2 separate regions of the Homo sapiens genome follow, and region 2 is linked to region 1. The links are chromatin loops, found by intact Hi-C in ENCODE. Cell type or tissue: IMR-90. All regions are shown on one strand. Links, peaks and the distances in the headings refer to the core of each region. The heading gives the core; the rest is flanking DNA.

The links. Peaks named below come from ENCODE experiments on the same cell type or tissue, not always from the same donor. Only the 100,000 strongest peaks of a DNase experiment are listed, where the experiment ranks them.
Region 2: a loop joins it to region 1, with 4 times the contacts of the local background. A loop is called at or near these places in 6 of 110 quality-filtered maps.

The regions. Positions count from the first base shown.
Region 1 is chr7:136,863,307-136,875,741 of GRCh38, reverse strand. CHRM2 (cholinergic receptor muscarinic 2) reads right to left here and starts at 7,090. Exons shown (of 4, transcript NM_001006630.2): 1 at 6,750-7,090; 2 at 6,324-6,481. RefSeq lists an enhancer at 5,649-6,411. In IMR-90, for the core only: no CTCF peak of the experiment used is centred there; DNase peaks (open chromatin) are centred at 6,621 and 7,111; H3K4me3 peaks cover 4,584 bases; H3K27ac peaks cover 4,187 bases.
Region 2 is chr7:137,140,348-137,152,782 of GRCh38, reverse strand. The region is part of intron 1 of LOC349160 (a long non-coding RNA gene); the gene reads left to right. Among named protein-coding and RNA genes, the nearest start is that of PTN, 200 kb to the left of the region's middle. In IMR-90, for the core only: no CTCF peak of the experiment used is centred there; DNase peaks (open chromatin) are centred at 6,072 and 6,462; H3K4me3 peaks cover 561 bases; H3K27ac peaks cover 4,581 bases.

The sequences.
Region 1 (12,435 bases), core at 2,884-10,883:
CTATGAGCTATGGAAGCTCTCACATGGGTTTGATCTCAGGGTTTATCCTAGACTGTTGAGAAACACTGAAGAATTTTAAACAGGAGAACGACATGTTCAGATTTGCATTTTAGAAAGGTCACTCTGGCAATGTGAGGAGTAGCTTGTACTAGAGAAAGACTGGAGAGTGGGAGACCGGTTAGAAGCATATGGCTCTGGTGATAGTTCATGTGAGAGGTGCGAAAGGTCTGAAAAGATGCCCGGATGGAAAGAGGGGGATGGATTCCAGGGAAGCCTCTGAGGGAACAGATTTAACCTGGGGTCTGATCAGAGGGCAGCAGTGGAATTTGGAATGAGAAAGAAAGAAGATATGTTTATAGCATATCAACCTCACTTCTAGTTTGCCATGTATTTAGGGATTAATAAAAATGTGCAGCTTGATATTATTATTCACACAATCATGTAAGTAAGAGTAAAACGTCTACGTTTCTCACCTAACAAATACCTCCACTCTTTCTTTCTCACGCGTGTGTGTATGTGTGTATGTATATGTATATATGTATATATATTTTTTTCTTGCTGGAGATATATATATATATATAAAATTCATGTGTGTGTATGTGTGTGTATATATATGTATATATGTGTGTATATATGTATATATGTGTATATATGTATATATGTGTATATATATACACACATACACACACATGCATTTTTTACATATATATATATATATTCAGCAAGAAAAATGTTTCCATTCTAAAGATAGAAGACTTCCATTTAGAAGTCTTAAAGACTTAAATGTGCAGAATATTCTATCAGACTATCCTCCCAGGGATATCTCGGTGGCATCTCTTTTTCTTCCATAAGAACATTTTCATAACAATGTTAAACCTGTAAGGGTATAAATATCCTTCCCACCCCTTTGCCATAACTGTATACATAGTAAACAACATTTGACATGCCCAGACAACAAATGTATTCTACTAATCTCTTTGCTTAAAAACATATTAATTCAAAGTCCTTCTTGCTTAGGTCCAGTTGAATTTTTGTTTGAAATTGAAATTCTCCCTAAGCTTTAAAACGGATGTCCTTGTCCTATCCAATCCAATGTGCTTCCAGTTATTGAACACCAGAGGGCATCATTCAGTGAAAGCTTGGATTTGGGAGGGAAGAGGGGAGAGAGGGGGGGCAGAGAGAGAGGGAGGGCATGGGGGAAGACAGAGAAAAAAAAGAGAGACAGAAGGAATTCCATTACTAATGAAAGAAAATGAGAAAACTGAGTTTTTAGTGTGTACCCTTATCTACCATGAAACATTACCATGGTAACAGCACCAGTTAAGATGATTGTATATTTAGGTCATAGTATAAAAGAAGGAGCTAGAACATGTGAAGAAAAAAAAAGAGAAATAAATAAAGTAAGACAAAGATATATAAAGAGTGGAAAGAGGCAAACCAACTGGAACCTACCTCATTCTTTGCTAATAGCAGTTTACAAAGTAACATTATACTTTTCAAAGCACATGTGGATAATAAATACTAATTAAAAGTAAATGGGGCCATTGAAATTCAGAATCTTAAGTGCCAACAATCTTATAGAAAAAGAGAACTCATTTAGCATGAAAAAATGGAGAGACAACTAGACTGGGATTGGGATGTGTGTGTTCTTATGCAGTTCTTGGTTAGCTGTGTCACCTTGAAAAAGTCTCTTGATCTGCTTCCTATCATGAACTCAGCTGAATGATATCAAAATTATCTTTTATTACTATGCATCAGACAAAAGAACTTCTGTTTAATAATGTCTTAGTATTGCTGAGAGGTGAAAATGGCATCTGCCAAAATTTTGGTGCCCTCGTTTACCTCTGCCAGAGGCAATCACTGACTAAACAAGACAAGCACGTGCCAACTAAGAGCCTACTCAGCACTGCCTCTTCTTTGCTTAAGGTTTGGAGGATCTAACAAAAACATGCAAAGTTGTATTAACAGATGGGGAGAACATCATTGAACTTCTGAATGCCATGGTTTTGTTTTCCCCAAACACAGGGAAAACAAGTGCCACAACTATTTATAGCGAACCGATTGACACACTATAAGAACTAAGACAGTGGAGTCCAACAAGCTTGTGTTTGAATCCAGGGGCTGCAACTTACTAGCTGTATGATCTCGGGTCATTACCAGACCCCTCTGAATGCTGATTTCTTCCTGTAGAAAATAACATCTACTACATAGGATTGTTGCAAAGATAAAATGAGAAAATTGATTGCTGTATTAACTCATTCAAAAGAGATTTAATATGTTTCTTAGGTATGCCTGGCTGTATTTTAAGCAGTGAGGCTAAAGCAACTGACAAAACAGAAAATATCATATGGGAAGATGCTTAGAATAATGCCAAGGACTTAGAATACACACAGCAAAAATACCTGCCTAAGGAAAGGTGACTTGCATCTCTTTCCCCACATACCACCTCCACCACATAGGCCAGGTGAGCTGTGGGATATGCAATCAGTATACTTATGCCATTTATCTTAAATGAGAGAAGTCCTGATGCCTGCTCAATGAACCAAAGGTGGACAGAGTGGGTACAGGAAGCAAAAGCCAGTTGTTAGTAGTCACAAGGTGGACATTGGTGGCTTTCGATACATAGGAGTCTCTTGGGAACTATGCCACGGAGAGTCCATGTCATAAAATCTCAAGCAAGTCAAATATAAGTTTAAATAAAGAAAACCAATTCTTCAAGAGAACTGTGTGGCAAAATGTTTCTGTCAGTCTCTGTCCTATTGAGTAAAGTGGGAAAAGTTTAAGACAGGATTGAGAATGGTGTCTGGGTGATCTTGTGAAGATAATAGAAAGGGTTCGCTCACATGCATATTCTAAACAAAGGCTGACATCAGTGATGGAGGTTGAATCCAGCACGATTATTGATATACCTACAGATTCTTGTCCTCATTTTTCTCTCTCCCATTCCGTCTTCATTTCCCTTTTGTTCTAATTTCTTCTCTTCTCCCTCTTTTGTACTTGTTTTAACTTTACTCATTGTTGTGGGTCAGAGAGACATAGGACTCCTAATTAGCCAGCCTAACTTCCATTGAAGACAGTGTCATTCATGCTTTTTGTGCCTTCCCTACCTGCCAGCAGTCTGGGACTGTTTTCTTTGGATCTCTGAAACCACCCATTCCTATTGGCCCTGGGGAATGGCTGCTCTGGAATTGGAATTGGAAAATTGTCCAGTAAAGACACATCTGGATGCTTGACTATCTGGACTTTCTGGGCAATGAAGGCGATAGGGTCAAATTTAGAGCAATATGTGTTTTTGTTTGTTTGTTTTTTAACATGAAGACAACAGTCTCAGCCTCCCAAAATTGAAGGACCATGGGAACTCACTCCAAAGGGACTTTTACCAGTATTTCACCTGCTAGTTCTTTCCACATCTGACTCTGAAGTTAGTTGAGAGCTGAAAACATGCTCTTTGGGTTCCCTTTTACTGGAACTATGACAGTATTCAAATCCACCTATTTGCTCACTCCAATTTGCCTCCAGGCACCCTCAAGCACCCTTCTACAAACAAACATGCCTCTTTATTTTATAGGAAAATGAAGCATCTTTCAGACAGTCTAGCCCTGGGAATTTGGAGTCCCAAAACTTTCCCCCATTCCCACCCCACCTCATTCACAGAGCTTTATTTTAAAATGGTAAACAGATTTGGCTGGAGTTCTCACCTCTTTTTAGGGTCAGGTTAAATTTTTTAAGTTTTAATTGGCATTATTGTCTAGCCCAGGAAAGCAAATAGAGTCAATAGGAAGTTGCTTATCCATTGTATTGCTGCAACTGGAACACATTTTGATAATAGTAGTAACAATAATAATTCACCTGGCATTAATTTGTTACTTCTGAGTCCTCAGCTGCCAAGCCTGCAAAGCTGGGACATTGTTGGCACAAAATTCTTCCATTCGTTTGACAAGTCTCAAAAGTCCACTTTCTGAACTGCAGCCGAATACAGTTCCCAGCTTAAAATTGTCTCTTGGCCAAGTCAATTGTTCTTACTCCTGTGATCATCAGTGCCTTTATTATTAGCTCCCCAACAATGGCACAGGTATGCCTGTTTGTGGCTTCTGTTTAAAAATACCATCATCTCTTTTTTTCTTATCAATGAAAATGCATATATTTCCTATCATATGGTTGCGCATATTTACCGATTGCTCACAAAGTGCAATGCGCGGCCTTTGCCGCACAATCCCGAGTTCCTTACTCTGGAGTTTATTAAAAGCTTCATTTTGAGAGCCCTCTCATTGGGAGACGCCAGGATTGCCAGAAGCGAACAGAAGCGCTGGCGCATCCCAGCACCAGGCATCGAACTTCCCTGGGCAGCATGGAGAAAAGCTGCCGCCCGCGGGTGGGCTCCTGGCGGGGACGCCCAGCGGCGGGGCGGGGCGAGACGCGGGCGGCCTGCAGCGCTGCAGCCGCAGGAGCCCTCAGGGCTCCGCACAGCCCGGCCCGTTTTCCCCAGAGACTCCCTCCCCTCATGCCTAACCCCAATTCCAGTTTTCCTCAGGCCTTTCGGGTTGCCCCAGGGTTTCTCTCTGGAGTCTAGGCTGACTTCCCCTCTCCACCCGCAGAGCCCTGCGTGGGCCATGGCCATGACCCTGGCGGTGGCTGCAGGCGTCCCGGGCTGTGGAGCAGGGGCTGCGCGCCGGACCGCTGGAGGGTGTGTGGCACAGCGTGGGGACTGGTCGCTGTGTGCTTGTGTCGCTGGCTGCGTGTACTAGGGGATGGGCAAATCACACGGCTGCCGCATACCCACTGCCACCCAGCGCTAAGAAAAGAGCAGGAAAAGCAAAACAAACAAAAAAGAAAAGAAGACAGGGAAATAGAAAGTCGATGTGGGGGATTCCGGAGCTTGAGGAGTGGGAGGCGCCGCGCTCTTCTTGGCTCGCGGCGCCTGGGCTGGCAGACTTGGAGCCCTGGGTGGCCGCAGTCACAGACGTGCTGTGGCGGTGAACTGACTTAAAGACGCGGGAGGGCGGCCTGGGTGAAATGTCCACCGACAGTTCTGCTGGCTTTACGCGTTTACCTCCAATTCTCTGTTCTCCTCCAGCCTCTCTGCCCCTGGCGAACCTCCCTGCTGGTATTTCCGTACATGCAAGAGCCTTGGCATCATCGCCAGGGACTGGCGGGTCGGTGGACTCAGCCTGGGACAATTCTGTATCTCAGGGCAGCCTCGAGGACGGCAATGGGCAGGAAGATAGAGAAAGGGATGCGGATGCTGGAGGCGGACGGAGGCAAAGGGTGTGCCGCCGTGTGTGTCAATAATTCTGGGGAATTTTCACCTCTCCCAGATGAGTCTCTACTTACCCCGTGAGGGGCCCCAGGGGCGCCGGGCAGCGCGCACAGGTGGAATTTCTGCGCGTCTACCGGCACCAGGCATGGACCGCACCTGTCCGTGTCCGAGAGCTACAAGTTAGCGGCGATTGCCTGGGACCTCAGGTGCGGACTCCAAGGGACATTGCGGGCGGGGAGGGGTGCAGCGGTCCCCAGTCTACGACCCCGGGGACTGCCCGGGCGGTTCAGGACCCATTGTGAGTTAGGTGGCGAAGCCCAGGCACTGTCTGGTACCTCATGAGCTTCGGGCTGAGACCTTGTCCCCCAGCCACGGCGGACAGTCCAGCTCCTGCGCGGGGCTCAAATAGGATGGGATTGCAGAATGCTTCCCTCTCCTTTGTCTTGGGACCCTTTCCCCCATTCTAATTGCTTCTCCTCCTTGGCCATGACCTGGAGACCGCAATGGGAAACCTCTCCAGCGCCCAAGGGCTGCTCCGAAAGCGGAGCCGGGGGACAGCTCGGAGCCCGAGCGAGCCGGGCCTCCATCCCACACGCACAGAAGACGCGGTCAGACCCCAGCAGGAAGGAACCCGAGGGGCGGGAGGGACGAAGCTCTCCTTGTCTTGTCCATGGCTGCATCTGGAGTGGGTGGCGGGAGGGGGGTCAGCAACAGTAGAGGGAATGGGGGGCTGGAATAGGGAGCGACGCCGGGACAGCGCAGCTCCCAGGCTGCTTTCGCCACATTCGGCTGGACTCAGTGACCGTCGGAATCGTAGGGGTACCTCGCCTCGCGCTGTGCCTCGTTTGCCCCTTCCTTTCAGACCCGCCATCACTGCTCGCAACCCTCCAAGCCCCAGGATCCAAAGTTTCCGTTTGAGAATCTGCACGTGGGGAGGACCTCCCTCCAATTCCCCCAAGCCCCGACCCCTGAGCCTCCGGCTTGGGGGGATATGAAGGGAGAGACCCCCTGGTGCCAGGGCCCTTGGAGTGGGTAAGCGGAGAGCTGCACAGCGCGGGGCCCTTACCTGTCGCTGGTTTCGCTCCAGTTGCCTCCCCGGCTGCGAGGTGGTGGAGGCTTGAAGGAGCGAGGAGTCCTTTGTGGGTTCAGGGCCGATCCGCTCGGGCTGGAGCTGCGCACCGCTTAGAGTCCGAGGCCAGCTGCCGGTTCTCTTTCTCCCTTGATCTTGCAAAAGAAAAGGAAAAGATTAGTTGATGCCGAGACACTGTAGGGGTGGGGCGGGAGAGGCGGGAGAGGCGGGAGAGAACCGACCCCAAGGCTCTGGCGAGAGCTGCGGGGCTGGCGCGCGCGCAGGCAGAGTCACGCACCCCACACTCGTCTCAGCCACTTGGCTAGTCTGTGACCTGTTCGTGGTTTAGACTGGAGTTAAATTGACGCTGCCCCCGCCCTCCACGCCAAACCACTAAAGGAGAAGCAAACAAGACTTTCAAACCTGGCTTTCACGAAGAGCCTGGAGACCAAAATAGAATGGAGACCTGGATGCCTCGGCGAGCTGGGCTGGATTCATTTCTTCACCAAAGTGCTTGGGGAAGTAGGAATTAGTTTTGGGAGGCAACACCTATTCGGGTACCTCGGCGATTTCCTGGTGAAATCTGCGATTTCCAGGCTCTGGCCAACCCGCAGCCTGGAGTGTGTGAGTGTGTGTGTGTCTGTGTGTGTGTGTGTGTGTGTGTGTGTGCCCGCGCGCGCTCCCTAGGTCTTTGCGCCCTGGCGCCTTTAGTACAGCAGGAGAGCGTGTCTGTATTCGTGCGTGTGTGTTCGATTAGCTGCAATGGGCGGACAATTTCTGGAGAGAACATTTACAATTTTCTTTCAGTATGACAGGATTAGTTGCTGTTGAAGGCGCTCCTCCAATGAAATCTTCTGTGCTCTCTGATTTGGCGGTTCTTCTGAGCAAATATGACAGCCGTTTCTCCAGGCTCTTTTTCGCTTCTCTCCATTTCCATCCCCAGAGCCCAGCTCTCCATCTGCAATTTCTACATCAGAACCACCCCCAACCCCGAGTCCCTTCCCTGCAAGTGTGTGAGTGCTACAAAGGTGACATGGCATATTGGGAAGAACGCAGTATTGCTTTTTGTTTGTCGGAGATACTTAAGCCCAGTTTTTCCAGGTGGGAAAATGTTAGACTAAATCCACTATGCTTTGTAAATATATAATTGTGCTGAACTATTCACAGATTGTTTATTTCTTTGGAGCTTTGACAAATGTATCCGAAGGAGAAGTAATTTTTTTCTCTTACTTTAAATATGAGCCAGTGACCATGTTTTCTTCAGCTAATGGGCAGTAGACTACAGAATATATCTATATCTATATCTGTATCTATATCTATATTCAGAATATGTGTATATCCAGAATATATATATCTAGAATATATATATATATGTCCAGGATATATATATCCAGAATATATAGATATATATATCCAGAATATATATATATATATCCAGAATATATATATATATATCCAGAATATATATATATATCCAGAATATATATATATCCAGAATATATATATATATATATGTCCAGGATATATATATCCAGAATATATATATATATATATATATATATATATATATGTCCAGGATATATATATCCAGAATATATATATATATATCCAGAATATATATATATATATATGTCCAGGATATATATATCCAGAATATATATATATATGTCCAGGATATATATATCCAGAATATATATATGTCCAGAATATATATATATCCAGAAAATATATATATATCCAGAAAATATATATATATATCTCAAAAATATATATATATATATCTCTCTCAAAAAAAAAAATATATATATATATATATATCTCCAGAATATATATATGTTTGATGCTTCAGGGAATTTGTGATCTCCATGAAAAAAGATTTAGGATGCAAACTTTCTGTGTTCAGACCTGCCTTTGATGTTTATTTCTTTATTTTAATGAGAAATTTCTGCCAATAATTGTATCTATTATTTTTAGATACTAACCTCATTTGATAAAAGTACAATGATAGGATTCTAAAGTGTAGCTTAGGCCAAAACTTGCTTTTGTAAAAGCATATGTGTATGTGAATATAACATCAATATATTATATATTACATAGGCTTTATTTTCTCTCATCCAACTTCAATCAAATAAAGAGCAAGAAGTGGAAACCTTAAATTGAATAGCCCAGAATTGGACACATCACTTTTTGGGTCACAGGGATAGACAAAGAGCAAGTTAAAGATACATTGATATAATATAATATAGTCAATTAAATTCAGTTCAGTTCTTGACGTCCAGGGTTTTGCTAGGTATTAAAGGCCATCCACAAGAGCAAAAACCACTGTCCCTGTGTTTTTATAAGCTTCTATTCCTATTGACAAGAAAAGACACTTCATTTGAAACATCTATGTAACAGTTGACAATCCAATGATTAATTTTATAGCAATGTAAATTTATTGATAAATGGAAATGCTGTAGCTGAAAGTTTCTGCCCTTTTTGTTAACTCATAGCTATCACCAAGCAGGACTTGACACAAAGTTGATTTTGCTTGATTGAAGTCATCCTAAAATGCAGCATTACAATACTGTGTCTCTGCCTTCAACCTCCATACTTACATCCCACCATCACTGGGTGATTATAAGATACCTGTGAGAAAATCAAAACAGCCCTGCTAAGTCTTGTTCTCAGCCTCTCCCAGCATTTGTTCCACTACATTAAATATCTGATTTTGTCATCTCTCCTCTCTTAGACACTCTTTTCAGAATGAATTCACATTTTCCTTTTTTACTCCATTATTTCTGTCTACTGAGCCTCCATAAACCCATGAAGCTGCTTGAGTCTTTTGGAACACACACACAGACACACACCCATCAAAGCAAAAAAGTGAGGAGAAATAGATCCCTGGCCAGCAATAGACAGGAAAACCCAGTGATTTGTTACTTTTTTGTTCCTTTACATCATTAAGAACACTAAGCCCCCTTTTACTAATAAAGCTGCACATTCCAAAATGAGCAACCAAATAAATAACCAATGAAGGCAAACGAATATTTTTCTTAAACCTCAATAAAACAGAGTCTATGTGTGACTGAAGTGCTATGTTTAATAGAAGTCAGTATACTTAAGGCCTTTTGGAGAGGAGTTGCACAGGGAAGCATCATTTTTAGCCAACGGTCATCAATTATGTCCATTTTCTTTTTCTAGGTCATCACTTAGAACACATCTTTATATAGACTTGTAACTCTGCCATTCACTGTGATTTTAGGGAAGTTGTTTAACTTTTCTTTGCCTCAGCTTCTTAAACCATAAAATGGGTATAGCATACATGTCGGGGTTGGTAGGAGGGATAATGGAAGTAATTCATGTGAAATTCTTAAAAGAGCATGTGACACATAGCAAATTGCTATAAATATAACATTGTCGGTCAAGACTGAAAAATACAGTTTCTTGGGTCACACCTGTGACCTCTGAAACAGAGTATTAAGGAGTGATTCTTGACAATGCAAACCATAATGCTCATCACCATCATATAATTAACAAGATAAACATAATCCATCAGCATTCTGACCCCAGGGAACTTAATTCTTTTCTTCTTCTAGTTGCTGTTTCCATACAAGAAATGATCATGTGTATTCTGAGTGTTTTATTTTAATCTCTTAAGCCAGTTCGTTTTCTGAGGAAAAAAAAAAGAATACTCCCCACCCAAGGAATATAGCATTTATATGATTAGTAACTCTTGGTGTGGAACATTTTCGTTTGTCTGTTTTTCGTGAGATGGAGTCTCACTCCGTCGCCCAGGCTGGAGTGCAGTAGCATGATCTTGGGCTCACTGCAACCTCTGACTCCCAGGTTCAAGCAGTTCTACTGCCTCAGCCTCCCAAGTAGCTGGGATTACAGGCACCTGCCACTGCGCCCAGCTATTTTTGTATTTTTTGTAGATACGGCGTTTCACCGTGTTGGCCAGGCTGGTCTCGAATTCCTGACCTCAAGTGATCAGACTGCCTCGGCCTCCGAAAGTGCTGGGATTACAGGCGTGAGCCACCGTGCCGGCTGGTGTGGAACATTTTCAAAACTGCTTTTTAAATACTTTGTAAAATGCATCTATGAGATTTTTTTTTTAATCTACATTCCTCTTTTCCACCTCAAGGAACTCTAATAAATTAGTAATTTCTACTTATTAAGCCAAACTTCATTACATATAACCTTCAGACACACACTGAAGAGCTCTCAATGCCTGTGAAGGGTGACTTTGAATCTTTGACAAAGCTTTCGTTTGAATAAGATTATAAATAAGGTCACCACTAACATGAGAAGAAGGGGAAGCACAGGTCTCATTCCTGGGAGTGTGGCGCATATTTAACATGCCACATTGATTTCACTGCAGCAATAATTAGGCTTCAATAATTAGATGCACAAATCAGCACTCTATCATCATAAGTGGATTAAGAGGGTGACAAGTTCAACTCCAGTGATTTCCCACCAGGTATGGCAGTCATAACATTTTTAAAATTTTTTTTCTATTTTCAAGGAACCAAGAAAATGAAGTTGAGGGCTTTGCCTATATTGGGAAAATGAGCCAAGAGCAGATCTTGCCTTGTCCTTCATCTTCTACTCACACAGACTGTTTAAGAGTTAAATCAGGGAAGCACCGTATTTATCAGCAGGAGCTTTGGAAAAGGTGGGCTGATTTATCTGATGGATGCCAAAGAAACCTTTCTTTTCCTTGACCTCAGTTTGAAATATAACAATCCTGGGTTAAAAGTAGATCTCCGCTAAATGACAATCACTACTTACAATGGGTTCTTCAATTGTCTCTTACTGTTTTGAAATCTTAATAATGGTTTCATAATACACACATTATTCTTCCTAGAATTATTTATTTTTTCCTACAGACCTTCCCAGAGAGTAATTTAAAAGCTTCTATTCTTTAGCTTAAAAAGATGATCTGTTTTTATTCTAGAAAATCCTGAGCTTTTCTTTTTCAGACCCTGCAATTGAAGTTTTCATATACAAATAGGACTGATTCTGAGGGATAATGTTTAGTGACAGTGTGACAAACAATGCTTTGTTATTTTTTTTCTTTTCCACGAAGTTTGGCATCACAGATGTTTTCAACTCTTTTCTCTCATAGCAGCGATAGTGTTACCCAATGCCTGAAAACATTTACTGCTGCTGAGTATAAAATATTTAAAATACAGGGCTCTTTTGCAGACAGGGACTATGAAGAAGGGAGAAAAAGCAGAGATGGGAGGGGAAGTGCACCACCCTGCAAAATGCTAAACAGCTGCAATGGTGATAAATCAGTGTTAAGAATACAGAAGGAAAAGGTCACATGGGATGCTTGTCTCCTTAGAGAAGCATTTAGTGTATGTGTGTTCCTCCTACCAGGAGGTAAGCTGAGCGCTGCTTCAGAAGCGAACCTCTAAGACAGGGTGAACTTGAAAGTTTCAACAACTACCTCAGTGTATATTTTCACAAACAGCCTACATTTCCCCTTTTTACAGGCAAAGTTAAATGCTGGAATCTCAGATGAAGATAAGATTCTAGCAAATTCAAAGTGAAAGTCTTATGATACTCTTCTATATGCATGAGGTCTCAGATTATTTGAATCAGTAATCTTTGTGCAGGAAAGAGTCATCTAGGAATACTTAAAATCTTTTGAGTCTGTAGAGAAACCTGTGCTTACTCATGGGAATTCACATAATTGCTCAGATCATACAACATACCAATTTCTTAAGCCAACTAAAGGGAAAAGCTAGAAATGCTAACACATTCTAAAGAAATAAATCCTGGGTGCCATCACAACATTGGACCACTTCCTGATTAAATTTGACCTACCTCTATTTCTTGAGAGTGACTGGAATAATTGTGATGCAAAAGCTGCACGTTGCTAAGTAAGACTTAACTGAGTGTGTCTGATACTGTAATATCACTTCATATAGATCTTTTCACTTTAAAAACACACTCCCCTAGCAGTGTGTCCAAGGCAGCATACTCTAAACCATTCCGTGATTTACTGTGCCTAAGACAAATCCTGTCTTTTCATTATTTAACCAGCAAAGTGATGGCGTGTTAGGCTTAAGGACCTCATTTACAAAATCTCATGGGCAATATTTCATAAATCCCTGCA
Region 2 (12,435 bases), core at 1,906-9,905, 280 kb before region 1:
GTCCACTATATTTTACTTTTTTGATTTTGTTAATGGCCCTGAAAACAAAATTCAGATATTGGAGCAAAGAATATGAATTTGATGAAAAATTTTATATTATTTTAACGGGGAACAAATGGAAAAATTTGTTCCCCATTAGGGAACATGGAGGGACATTTGACTTCAGAGGCATATGGCACTGTGGAGTAGTAAAAGCTCTTCTATGTCCCTGGTGATGGAATGAAGTAGACAAGACGTGAAGGGTTTTTGCGCCATAATCATTTCTCGGAATAGTGAAGCTTAGCCAAACAGAACAGAACAAAAATTAAAAAATTGTGTCTAAGTCAAAGAAGTTATAACCCAAAATTATTTCTGATTCTGAGTACATAATTCTTTTTGTTCAACAAATATTTACATTCATATTACATGCCCCAAACTGAAAATACAGCAAAGAGCACAGCAAGGTCCCTACCCTCATTGAGAATACAGAGTTACCTGTGTTTAGTCTGGTGAGGAGAAACATGTCAATGGTGGTCTAAACTAAAAGTGAGAGTAGGTAGAGGATAAATTATGTATATATTTATATTTTCCCTTGGTCTTTCTATACTATAATGAACAAGTTATTAAATGACTTGTGCTTTCATGATTACTTATTTTCCAAAAACATTTATTACTGTTTTCTTCCCATTTTATATCCCCACCCTGTACTGTACATGTCCTTTCCCTAGTAATGGCTACTGATATTATAGATCTGGCTGCTCAGAGAGACCAGGAGCCTTCTCTAAAGTGGTTCTCAAACCCTGGTGTAGATAAGAATATATTATGGGGTTTTGAAAATGGACTTCTCCTCTGAGTATTCTGATGCAGTAAGTCTGAAATGGAATTCTGTCTTCTACGGGTACCCCAAGTTGAGAACTACCACTCTGTGGAATTGAACAAGTATACTTAGTGATTGTAGATGACATCATTACTTAGAAAATGAGGTGGTGGTGTTTGAAGAAAAGAACATTTTTATTACCTCTACATTTTATATACAACATATATAATTTTGACCATCAACAGCTAGTAATAGCTATCTTCCCCAGGTAGTCAGACCTAGAAATGACTGGCGTCTAGTTCAATAGCTATATTTTAAGGTCTGATCCATCAGGGTATAAGTGGTATGCTGAGTTTTATATATGTTCCACTCTCCATCCTATTTAAAGAGCCATTAAATCATTAACAACCAAATGAATCATACCAATGATGTCATGCCTTTTCCCGCATGTGTGTATACCTTTACTGTTGCCTGACTGGCAAATCTTTCTTTCTCTCTCTCTCTCTCACACACACAACCCCCCCCCGCCAATGTGCTCACGCATACTCACTCAGGCACAAAATTATCTATCTTTAGATTTTTGTTGGACTCTTCTCTTTTGTAAAACAATCAGCATAACAACTGAAAAAAGAATTTGAAAGAAAGGAATATTTTTCTTCCTCTTCTCCTCTCTGGCTACCTCCCAGCAAACTAAGCTATGCAGTTCTGGATTCTGTCTGACACATCTTAACTACTGACATTTAGCAGATGCTTCTCGAAGAAATGGGGGAGGGTGAAGGTGAAGCAGGGGTGTGATATAAGTAATTAGACTAACGATGTCTCAATTATCAAGATGTTCCCACAGTGTCCCCTTCTGTTAGCAAATCTGGAGCAGGAAGCCTGTCTTTAGGAAAGGAAAGGTTGAGTAAAAAGATACATTAATTTGAAAGTTAGAATTTCTAAGTTTAGTATTTATACCCCCCAAAAGGGCAGATAATTGTAAACTTTGATCTATACAAGATCACTAAACTGGTAAAAATAAAGTTAGTTTATAATAGCCCCCTCATCTCCAGCCCTTTGCCATGGCTGAGAGGATAATATGATTGTCTCCACTGATGTTAATGTTAACTGATTCACCTCCTTCTTTCTCTGTGGGCCTCACTAAGTAGTTATTCTTTGGTAGAGCACAAAGAAGTCCAGATTATGCTGCTCAGGTCAAAAATTTAGTGTATTCTGTTCATTTAAGAGTAACTATACCCTCAGGGTTGGGTTGCATCACTGTAATGTAAAAATTAGTAATGTTGGCTGGGCTTTTCAACATATCACATATAAACTTGAGAGTAATTAGTTCCTTACCATTATCCACTATTTGGATTTGTAAAGAGAGAAAATAAGTACTCAGCAAGAGAGAGCAAGCATGTAAAAAGCCAAAGTGGAGGCAAAATATATTTTAAGTTCAATAATGCATGCCACTCCAGGCCTGTTCCTAGAGTCTTGCTGAATCCTTTACTTGTTGTCTAGGAAATCTTTCTATATACAAGGGCAAGATTTTGAAATGGGCAAAAGAGATTGCTGGATATCATTTCAGTGAAATGCTGAAACCTCCAAGGATTGTCTGATCCTGTAGAGGTGTCTGCCTTCATTTTATTCTGTTTTTAACTAGGCTGTTTCACAATGCTGACAAGAAGTTAACCTGTAGAAATCCAATAGCAATGCAAATGATTCCTGTCCATAGAAATCCAAATTATGTCTGGTGGAATGCAATTGATTATCAATCTGTGGATATTAAATATGAATCAGTTTTATTAGTTTTTGCATCCATTGTAAATGTTTCAGCATTTCTAATAAGACTGAGTGTGTGATACTTTGAGTGCTTTTTGAAATAGTTACAGCATCTATGATTTCTCTTATTAATTAATGAGTTAAATAAAATCTTCCAAATCTTCCATGTGTTTACATCTGTATGTCATGTTTATATGTCTTTTTAAGAATTGTCCTTTGTCGGCCGGGCGCGGTGGCTCACGCTTGTAATCCCAGCACTCTGGGAGGCCGAGGCGGGTGGATCACAAGGTCGGGAGATCGAGACCACGGTGAAACCCCGTCTCTACTAAAAATACAAAAAATTAGCCGGGCGTGGTGGTGGGCGCCTGTAGTCCCGGCTACTCGGGAGGCTGAGGCAGGAGAATGGCGTGAACCCGGGAGGCGGAGCTTGCAGTGAGCCGAGATTGCGCCACTGCACTCCAGCCTGGGGGACAGAGCAAGACTCCGTCTCAAAAAAAAAAAAAAAAAAGAATTGTCCTTTGTCATCCTTTTTGTGAATGCCACTTTAATTTAGTTAGAAGAAATTTGTTCGTTGCAGCACCAAAGGGTTCTAACTATTGCATAGAGTACCTTTCTTGCTTGCTTTTTTTGTCTGTTTTTTTTTTTTTTAACTAAGACAATCTACTTGACAAAACAAACCATCATGAGAAGGAGGTTTTGACACTTTAAGCTTAGAATAAATTGAAGTGTGTCTATAAAAACATGAAATATTCTTTTTGAAAGTACCATATAAATGCTAGTGCCTATTGCTAATGAACAGAATTGAATGGTATTAAGAGAAAAGTTATTAAGCTTCAGTGATACTCCTTCATATTGTGTGTAACCACCACAGGTATTGCTTTCTTTTTTTAAGTCAATGATTTTGAGTTTCATTGTCTTTAAATAGTACTGGAGACTGCAAAATTCTAATTTTTGATGACTTCTTCTCCAGCATTTTTTATTCATGTTCAAACCTCCTGTTATAACATTACCTAGTGACAGAACTATTATGATTTCTAAGATTGTAGTTTATTTCATTTTATCTTGGTTTTGGTGCCTTAGTTTCCAAAGTAAATTATCTAAAAGACTTCACTCCAAGAAGTGTTACAGATGCTGTCATGCATTGTACTATGTGTCCATTTTGTTAGTTTCAAAGTCTGACTTCTCCTGACCTCATCCTAAGATTATGTGCTCTATTCCATTTACAGTCCCATAGTCCCATAACTGCTGGATGTAATGAGTATAATTCCAGCAATCTGGCAGTGCCACAGTAGAAAGCATTGATGGGTCTGAATTTGATTCATGAAGGCTCTAGAGACTGTTGTTTTGGCATTTTAAGATCAAAACACCTCTTAAGACAGATGATTCTTCCTTCTCTGAAATTGAGGGCAGAGTCTGGAATGGAATCAGTGAAGTTCAACATAAATGAAATGTAACACATTTTAATTAATAGTATTACCAGGCAAACTTTTTAAAGAGAGTAGCAAGACAAGTTCATAGAGCAATGCATTTTCCTTGTGTCTTTTTATCAAGTGTCGACCTCTGTGGTAGTGAGAATTCTAAAATGCACCCTAAATTCTCATCTGAACATACATGCCAGGTATAATCTTCTCGGTTTCACTGTTGTTGGGACCAATGAACATAACAGGATACCAGGTCATTGATTAGGCTATTAATCAGTTGGCTTTGAGCTAATCAAAAGGGAGATTGTCCTGGGTGGGCCTAACCTGATCAGGTAACCCTTTTAAAAGAAGGTCACACACTGGAATCTCTCTCCCACTCCTTTGGAAGAAAACAAATGTGGTGAACTGCCTCTGGTGAGCTCCATTTGGCTAAGACCTGAGGCAGCTTCTAGGACCTGAGGGCACTCCTTGGCTGACAGCAAGAAAACAGGGCTTCCGTCCTACAGCCACAAGAAATTGAATTCTGCCAGCAACATACCTGAGTTGGAAGAGCACCTTGAACTCCAGATGAAAATGCAGTCCTACCAACATGTCGATTTCAACCTTGTGAGGCCTTGAGCAGGGGACTCAGTTATGTGTGCCCTGCCTTCTGACCTACCAAAACTGTAAGATAATAGATGGGTGTTGTTATAAGCCAGTGAGTTTGGGCTAACTTTTTACACAGCAAGAGAAAACTAATGCAACCACTCTTCAGAAGTGGTCATTACAGACAAGGATATGTTGGTGTAAACTCAGGTTTCCTCAGGAAACAATATGTAGGGGCCCTTCAGAGAGAATCCACGGGAAGCCAATTCAGTGGAGTGGAACACAGCTTGTTAAGGATGCCCTGAGGAATTTGAACACAGATGCATTCTCTAGTTTGGCAAGGTGAGTCTCCCCTGAAGTGGAGCTTCTCATGCACGCAAAACTGGGAGAGGAACCATTTTCTTCCCACAATTTCTTGTGGGCTGCTCCTTTTGTAAAATACAATAAACATAAATGAATACAAAATATAAAACTTTTTTAAAAGGACATTCAAAATATAAACTCCAATTTTTTGTCATTCAACAGATACAGATTTACTCTGTGAAGTTGCCATGCCACATTCCAAATGCTTACTCTCCATGTTGGCACTTATCTCCTTTGAGACCAGTTACGAACAGCAGACCAACCCAATATGTGAATCGCATTCTAAGGAGCACTGCTTGGAGAGGCACCAAATTCCACCAATGCCCTCTCTGCTTCTATGCGTGGAATGTACATCTAGCATTCAGCAAAGATAACTTGCTATGTTCAGAGAGGACCATGCCTAATTATAGGTATTTTCTATTTTGGAGCTAGCTGGTCATTTTTTAGTTCAGTGTAGATACTCCCCACACTTGCAATCAAAAATATAAATGGTAGCTCCAACTCCACTTTTTAATAGCCATGTGATCCTATAAAGTTATTTATGCTTCCCAAACCTCCTTTTTTTCTTCTTTGTAAAATGGCAATAATATCAGTAACATATCTCTTATGGTTGTGAAGATTAATGAGGTAGCAGGTATGCATGTGTTTTGTAAGCTGTTAAGCACTTTATACATGCATGAATTAATAGTATTTCTATTCTTAGAGTTTCCCTCAATAACTCATTCCAGCATGCTCTGCACAGAGGTTGGGAAATGAGAAAAATCTGGCCATGCGCTCTAAACAACTTGATTTTACTAACAATTTCTGGGAATCACTGAGAACCGTGTGTGTGTAAATGGCAGATACTGAAAAGATCTCTTTGTTACATTAATAACAGGCTCCTCCGAAACTCTTGTTTATGTGTAGAATGTTTCTAATTAATAACATAAGCAGGAGTAATGGTCATTGAATTCCATCCTCTAATCATGGCCTCCATTCTGCAGCTATTCTCACGGGTATGTGAGGCAGGCAGTATTTGTATTCAAAGAACATCTGCAATACTCTGTCTAGTACCATCAGCAGGCATTGTGGCATCTTAACATTACAACTTCTAGAAATGGAACAGGGAGAGGAAGACAGCCACATCAGGCTTACAACAGGAATCCCAGCTCTGCCCGTCAGTAACAGGAATTTGCGTGGTCAGATTGCTCCGACAATGCATTCGTTTTAGACATAAATACAAAAACCATTTTAGATTATTACTCATAAGGTTAAAATTCTTCTCTGTGGTTACCTTCAACTTTTTACCTTTAAAAGAATCACTTTAAAGTAGATTTATTACATGATAGTCTGGTTTCACTTAGAGAATTAAAAGGCAGAGACAATATTATAACGTCTTAGCTGGTTTTTTTTTTTTTTTGCCACTGGATAGAAATTGAATTATGTCTTCAAATATATTTTCCAGTTTACTATCCCATTGCCTATTTCTTTTAATCTTTATGAGTGAACCTACAAAAACAAAATCCCTCAGAGAGGAGGCAAATCCCTGTGGCTAACACTCCATGAGTCACTTTGAATATTTGTTATGACCTCAGTATCATACTATATCCATGCCTTCTGTATTATCTAAACCTTGTCTTACAGAGTCATTAAGAAAATTGAGTATGTTTTGAGTGTGGGGGAGGCCTAGAAATAATATAATTTGTTTAATGAGAGAGAACATTCCTTAGACACAGTGGCTGCAATTTGTGAGACCTACAATTCATTAAACAGTCCAAGTGGGCACATTCTTGTGCAAAGACCAACGGAATGTTTCTTATTGGTCAGGACAGCTGAATTTCTGCTGCTGATAGTGACATCTTCCAGAATATATCTGCAAGGAAATGTCCTTCTAAATTACAACCTAGTAGCCAGTAAGTTCTGTAGTAAGACTAAATATAAACAGAATTCAGGAAAATGGTGAAATAGGAAAAAAATATTAATGATAAGAAAAAAGTGAGAGATGAAATTTTAAGGGTAAATTTCTGTGTATATTGTGTAGTGAGTGGGAAGAACGAAGAACCCAGAGATTCTCTAGATTCTCTCAGCTTCTCTGAACTCTATGTAGCTTTCTCAAATCAGAACTTCTCTTCCTGACCTAACTCAAATTATTTTATTTTGCTTAGAATTTCATTTCATTCAAGTGATAACTCTATTAAGAACAAATGGGACAATGATGACTAGAGATACAGTTCAACAAGCCCAGTTGGACAAGAGCTCTTAACTCTGTTGCCTAAAATACATTCATTGGAATCCTGGAATACTCTTTAAACACTATTGCTGTATTAATAATGATATTATAATCCAAGACATACTTCTAGCAAGCACTTTCTGTAAGTCTTAGAAAAGTCTTCTAAACAATACGTCTTGTCAATATGTGATTGCTGCTACTGTGAAATAAAGACTGGGCAGAGTGAGAAGCCAAGGATATGCAAAATTATAGCCACATTCTTATGTAGGCTACAACTCTAGTCTGCTATCCATGGAGCTGAATCACGGGATGAGAAAGGAGAAACCAGTAACAGGGCTTTTCAAGGTGATACCAAGAACACATCAAAATGGTAAGAAAAGCCAAAGCATAGATAGAAACAAGAATTTCAAGTAAGAAAGCTCTCTGGGGCTGGGCGTGATGGCTCACGGCTCTAATCCCAGCACTTTGGGAGGCCAAGGAGAGTGGATCACTTGAGGTCAGAAGTTCAAGACCATCTTGGCCAACATGGTGAAACCCTGTCTCTACTAAAAAAAAAAAAAAAAAAAAAAAAAATTAGCTGGCCATGGCGGCACATGCCTATAATCCCAGCTACTCAGGAGGCTACAAGAATCACTTGAACTGGGAAGGCAGAGGCTGCAGTGAGCTGAAATCGTGCCACTGTCCTCCAGCGTGGGTGACAGAGTGAGACTCTGTCTAAAAAAAAAAAAGGAAAGAAAGAAAAAAAAGAGAAAGAGAGAAAGATATCTGGTTTAGACGTAAATACCTTGAGAATTCAGCTAAAAATGTTATTTTAATTAAACTGTTCATTCTGATTCTCCTCCCTTCATTGCATCAATCTGTTTTCTGGTCCAAAGTATTGCAGGGCCAGAAGAGCAAGGCCTATGTGAGCACGGGCATATCAGAGGATCATTTGATTAAAGTTAGTGATTGTAGACAGAAACTTGGGGGTAATTATCTGCAAATAGATGCTTTGATCCAGACATACTTTTTCAAGTTTAAACCTTGTGAATGCTTCCTATTTCATTTTTGTTTTGATTCTGAAGATCCCAGTAATTCGCTGATGTATTAGTCCCAAATTCCTCTACCTTTGTTGACATTGCTCTCAAGTCTCTGACTCTTGGTTTGCAGTTATCTGCAACCCTTAATTGTCAGTTTTGTTCTGACCCTGGTTTTCTATCACCTGCTCTAATTTTCTTGTTTTTATTTTTTTGGTAGGCTGGGACTACATTCTTGACTCTTTTCATCTATGTTGCATTAAGAAGCCCAAATAGCTTCAGCTCTTTATGCTAACCTCTCTCTATTGTCTTACCTGGAACTGTATAAAAATATCAATAGCTTCTGCCAGCTTTTAGTTTCAGCAAGACTTCAGGTTCTGCCTGGGGACACTATAATGTAATAATAATAAGATATTCTTGTTAATAATTTTGGTGAGGCAGTGTAAATAAAGTGTATAAAACTCTCCAGGGGAAAAGCAAATTGTAATAACCCGGGGCATTTGTTTATTAAGTGGAAGAAATAAAATAATTAGGAGGAAAGATTTGACACATAAGTAGAAATGGGTTGTTATAATATTTTTGATACATAAAATTTATATCATTGTTAAAGGTCTGAAAACAAAATATGATGAATTGTTGGCAGGAAGATATCACTGAAGAAAATAGATTACAACACTTGGGAATAAGTTACATAGACACCATTTTTCTTGATGAAAGGAATAATTTGTCATGATTTGTGTTTTAAAATGGAGTAGTTTGTGTGTGGAGGAGGGGGTGAGAAGCCCCTTTCAATAAAAATTTATAGGTGATGTTCTGATAATGATTAGTAGCGTGCAAGGTAAAATAACATTCTACATGAGAGATTTTATAATGTAACTTTTCACCAGATTCACTGAAATATCATTTATATAAAACAAAATTTACTGATTTTAAGCACGCAGTTAGATGGATTTTGTAATGGAATACAGGCCTGTAATCAGATCCAAAGTCATTACGTAGAACTATTACTTGTAAGTTTTTCACACATGCCCTTTATTAAGTTACAGAAGTTCTCTTCTAATTCTAGTTTGCTGAAAGTTTAAAATTTTATTTTTAATTTTTTTCTGGGTACTCAGTAGCTTTATATATTTATGGAGTACATGAGATATTTTGGTAGAGGCATGCAATGTATAATAATCACATCATGGAAAACTGGCTATCCATCCCCTCAAGCATTTATCCTTTGTGTTACAAACAATCCAATTATACTCTTAGTTATTTTTAATGTACAATTAAATTATTACTTAATTTAATATGTTGTGTTATCAAATACTTAAGAAATGGATGTTGATTTGGTAGGCAGAGGCAGGAGGATAGTGTGAGCCCCAGAAGTTGAGACTTCAGTGAGCCGTGTTCATACTACTGCACTCCAGCCTGGGTGACAGAGTGAGACACTCTCTCAAAATAAACAACAACAACAACAACAACAACAAAAAAGAAATGGAAGTTGAATTTGGTCAAAAGTATTTCTGCATGGAAATTATTATATGTAACTTGGTTTTTTGTTTGTTTTTTTTGGCTTATTAATATGGTGATTTGCATTGACAGATCCTCTGATAAACCAGTATTGCATTCCCAGGATAAATTCCACTTGATCATGATGTATTGTCTTTTTAAAAATATGTCATTGAGCTCAATTTTCTCTAAGTTTCTTTAGATTTTTAGTATTTACACTCATGAGGGATATTGGTCTGTGCTTTTCCTGTAATATCTTAAACTAGTTTTAGAATCAGGGTAATGTTATTTTTATAGAATGAGTTGGAAAGTGATATGAATTGAACTTTTGTGTTCTCACAAAATTTATTTGTTTAAGTCCTAACTCCCAGTGTGATGGTGTTTAGAGATGGGGCTGTAGGGAGGTAATTAAGGTCAGAGTGAGGTCAGAAGGATTAGAACCCTCATGATAGGATTAGTGCCCTTATAAGAAAACACATGGGGGAATTTGCTTTCTTTCTTTCCCTTCCTCTCTGTGTGTCCAGAGGTCTTGTGGGCACACAGAGATGGCAACTACTTATGACTCAAGAGTACTCAGAATGAATCTTATATTACTCACATCTTAACCTTAGGCTATCTAGCCTTCAGAACTCTGAGAAATAAATTTCTGTTGTTTAAGCCATGCAGTCTTGGTATTTTATATGGCAATCAAAGCAGACTAAGGCAGGAAGCATTTCTTTCATTTAAATTTTCTTCAAGAGTTGGTGTATAATGGGTATTATTTATTTGAAATGTTTGGTTTTCTTCTCCAGTGAAGCTATCTGTATCTGGAGTTTTTCTTGTGAGAAGTTTTTTTTTTTTCCTACAAATCTAACTTAATAAATTGATATCAATATATTAACATTATTTATGTATTCAGTTATCAGTGAGCACTTATACTTTGTGACTTTCAAGAAATTTATTTGTTCATTTTATCTAGGTAACTGAATGTATGGTGTTAAGACTATAAAAATATATTTTCTTATCATTCTTTTAATGTCTGTAGACTCTTCAATGATGTCACTTCTAATTCATGATATTTCTAACTTATGTTTTCTCCCATTTTTTCCCTAGTAAGTATGACTGAATGTTTATCACATTTATTACTCATTCTAAGAACGAATTTTTGGCTTCATTTATTTTTTCTTTTGTCTTTTCTATTTTATTGATTGTCACTCCAGTACTTACTCTTTCCTTTCTACCACAAATTCGAGCTCTTCTTTTTCTAGTTTCTTAAAATAAAGGTGAAGTCATTAATTTGGTACCTTTATAGTATTTAATGCCCTAAATTCTCCTCTTATTAATAAGTACTGCTTTAGTGGCATCTTATAAATTTTGGTACATTGTATTTTAATTTTTATTTTGGTAAATATTTTTGACCCACTCTCAATTTCTTCTTTTATCTATGAATTATTTAGTTTCCAAAATTTGAGGATTTTTTAAATATTTGACTGTTATTGATTTCTAATTTAATTTTCTTGTTATCAGATGTCATTGTATACATTAACCCTTTAAACTTTATGGATAGAATATAGTCCATCTTTGTAAATGTTCTCTGTGCTTTCAGAAAGAATGTGTATTCTTCCGTTTCTGGTTCTGTGTGTTTTATAACTCAATTAGGTTAAGTCAGTTGGTAGCACTGTTCAAGTTCTGTAGATGCTTAATAATTTTCTGTGTGCATTTAATGTCAATTATAGGGGGATACTGAAATATCTGACAGTACTTCTAGATTTGTCTATTTCTTCCTGTTTGATCAGTTTTTTTGTTATATACTTTAAAGCTGCATTATCAGGTACACGAATATTTGAGATTGTGAGGTCCAATTCATAAAATTATACCTTTAACATTATGTAAAACCTTCTTTTTCTCTTCTTCCCTGGTAATATTCTTTGATCTGAAATATACTTTCTATATTTATATAACCAGTGTAACTTTCATTTTATTAGAGTTAGCATGGCATAGTCTTTACATTCATTTACTTATTTTATTTTTGTCTTATATTTGAAGTGCATTGTTTTTTTGCAGAAAGAATATAATTGGGTCTTGCTTTTTGTTCCATTCGAAAGTTACTGCCTTTGAATTGGCAGTTACACCATTTATATTTAATGTAATTATTTATAAGATTAGATTTTTAAAGAGTATGATCTCACTATTTGTTTTCTGTTTATTCCATCTGATCTTTGTTTACTTTTCGTTTTTTTCTTGACTTTGAGTGGATTATATGAATGTTTGTATTATTCCATTTTATCTCTTTAATTTGTTTATTAGCTATAATTTATTTTGCATGTTTAGTGTCCATAGTTTGTATCTATGATTTAACACAATCTATTTTCAAATAATATTCATGTGTTGTGTAAGAATATTACAGTAATACATTGCAATTTCTCCCTTCCTGATGTTTGTGCTCTTCTAGTCATATACTAAACCAAACACTGCATTGTCATTCTTTTTTTCCCCATTTTTTGACTGTTATTTTAGGCTTAGGAGATATATGTTCAGATTTGTTACATGGGTAAATTGCTTGATGCTGTTACAAATTATCCCATCACCAAGTTAGTGAGCACAGTACTTGATAGGTAGTTTTTCAACCCATGCCCCTCTCATACCCCCTCCTCAAGTCATTTCCAGTGTCTCTCGTACCCATCTTTATGTCCATTTGCACTCAATGTTTAGCTCCTGCTGGTAAGTGAAAACGTGGTATTTGGTTTTCGTTCTGGCATTAGTTTACTGTGGACAATAGCTTCCAGCTGCAGCCATGTTGCTGCAAGGGAG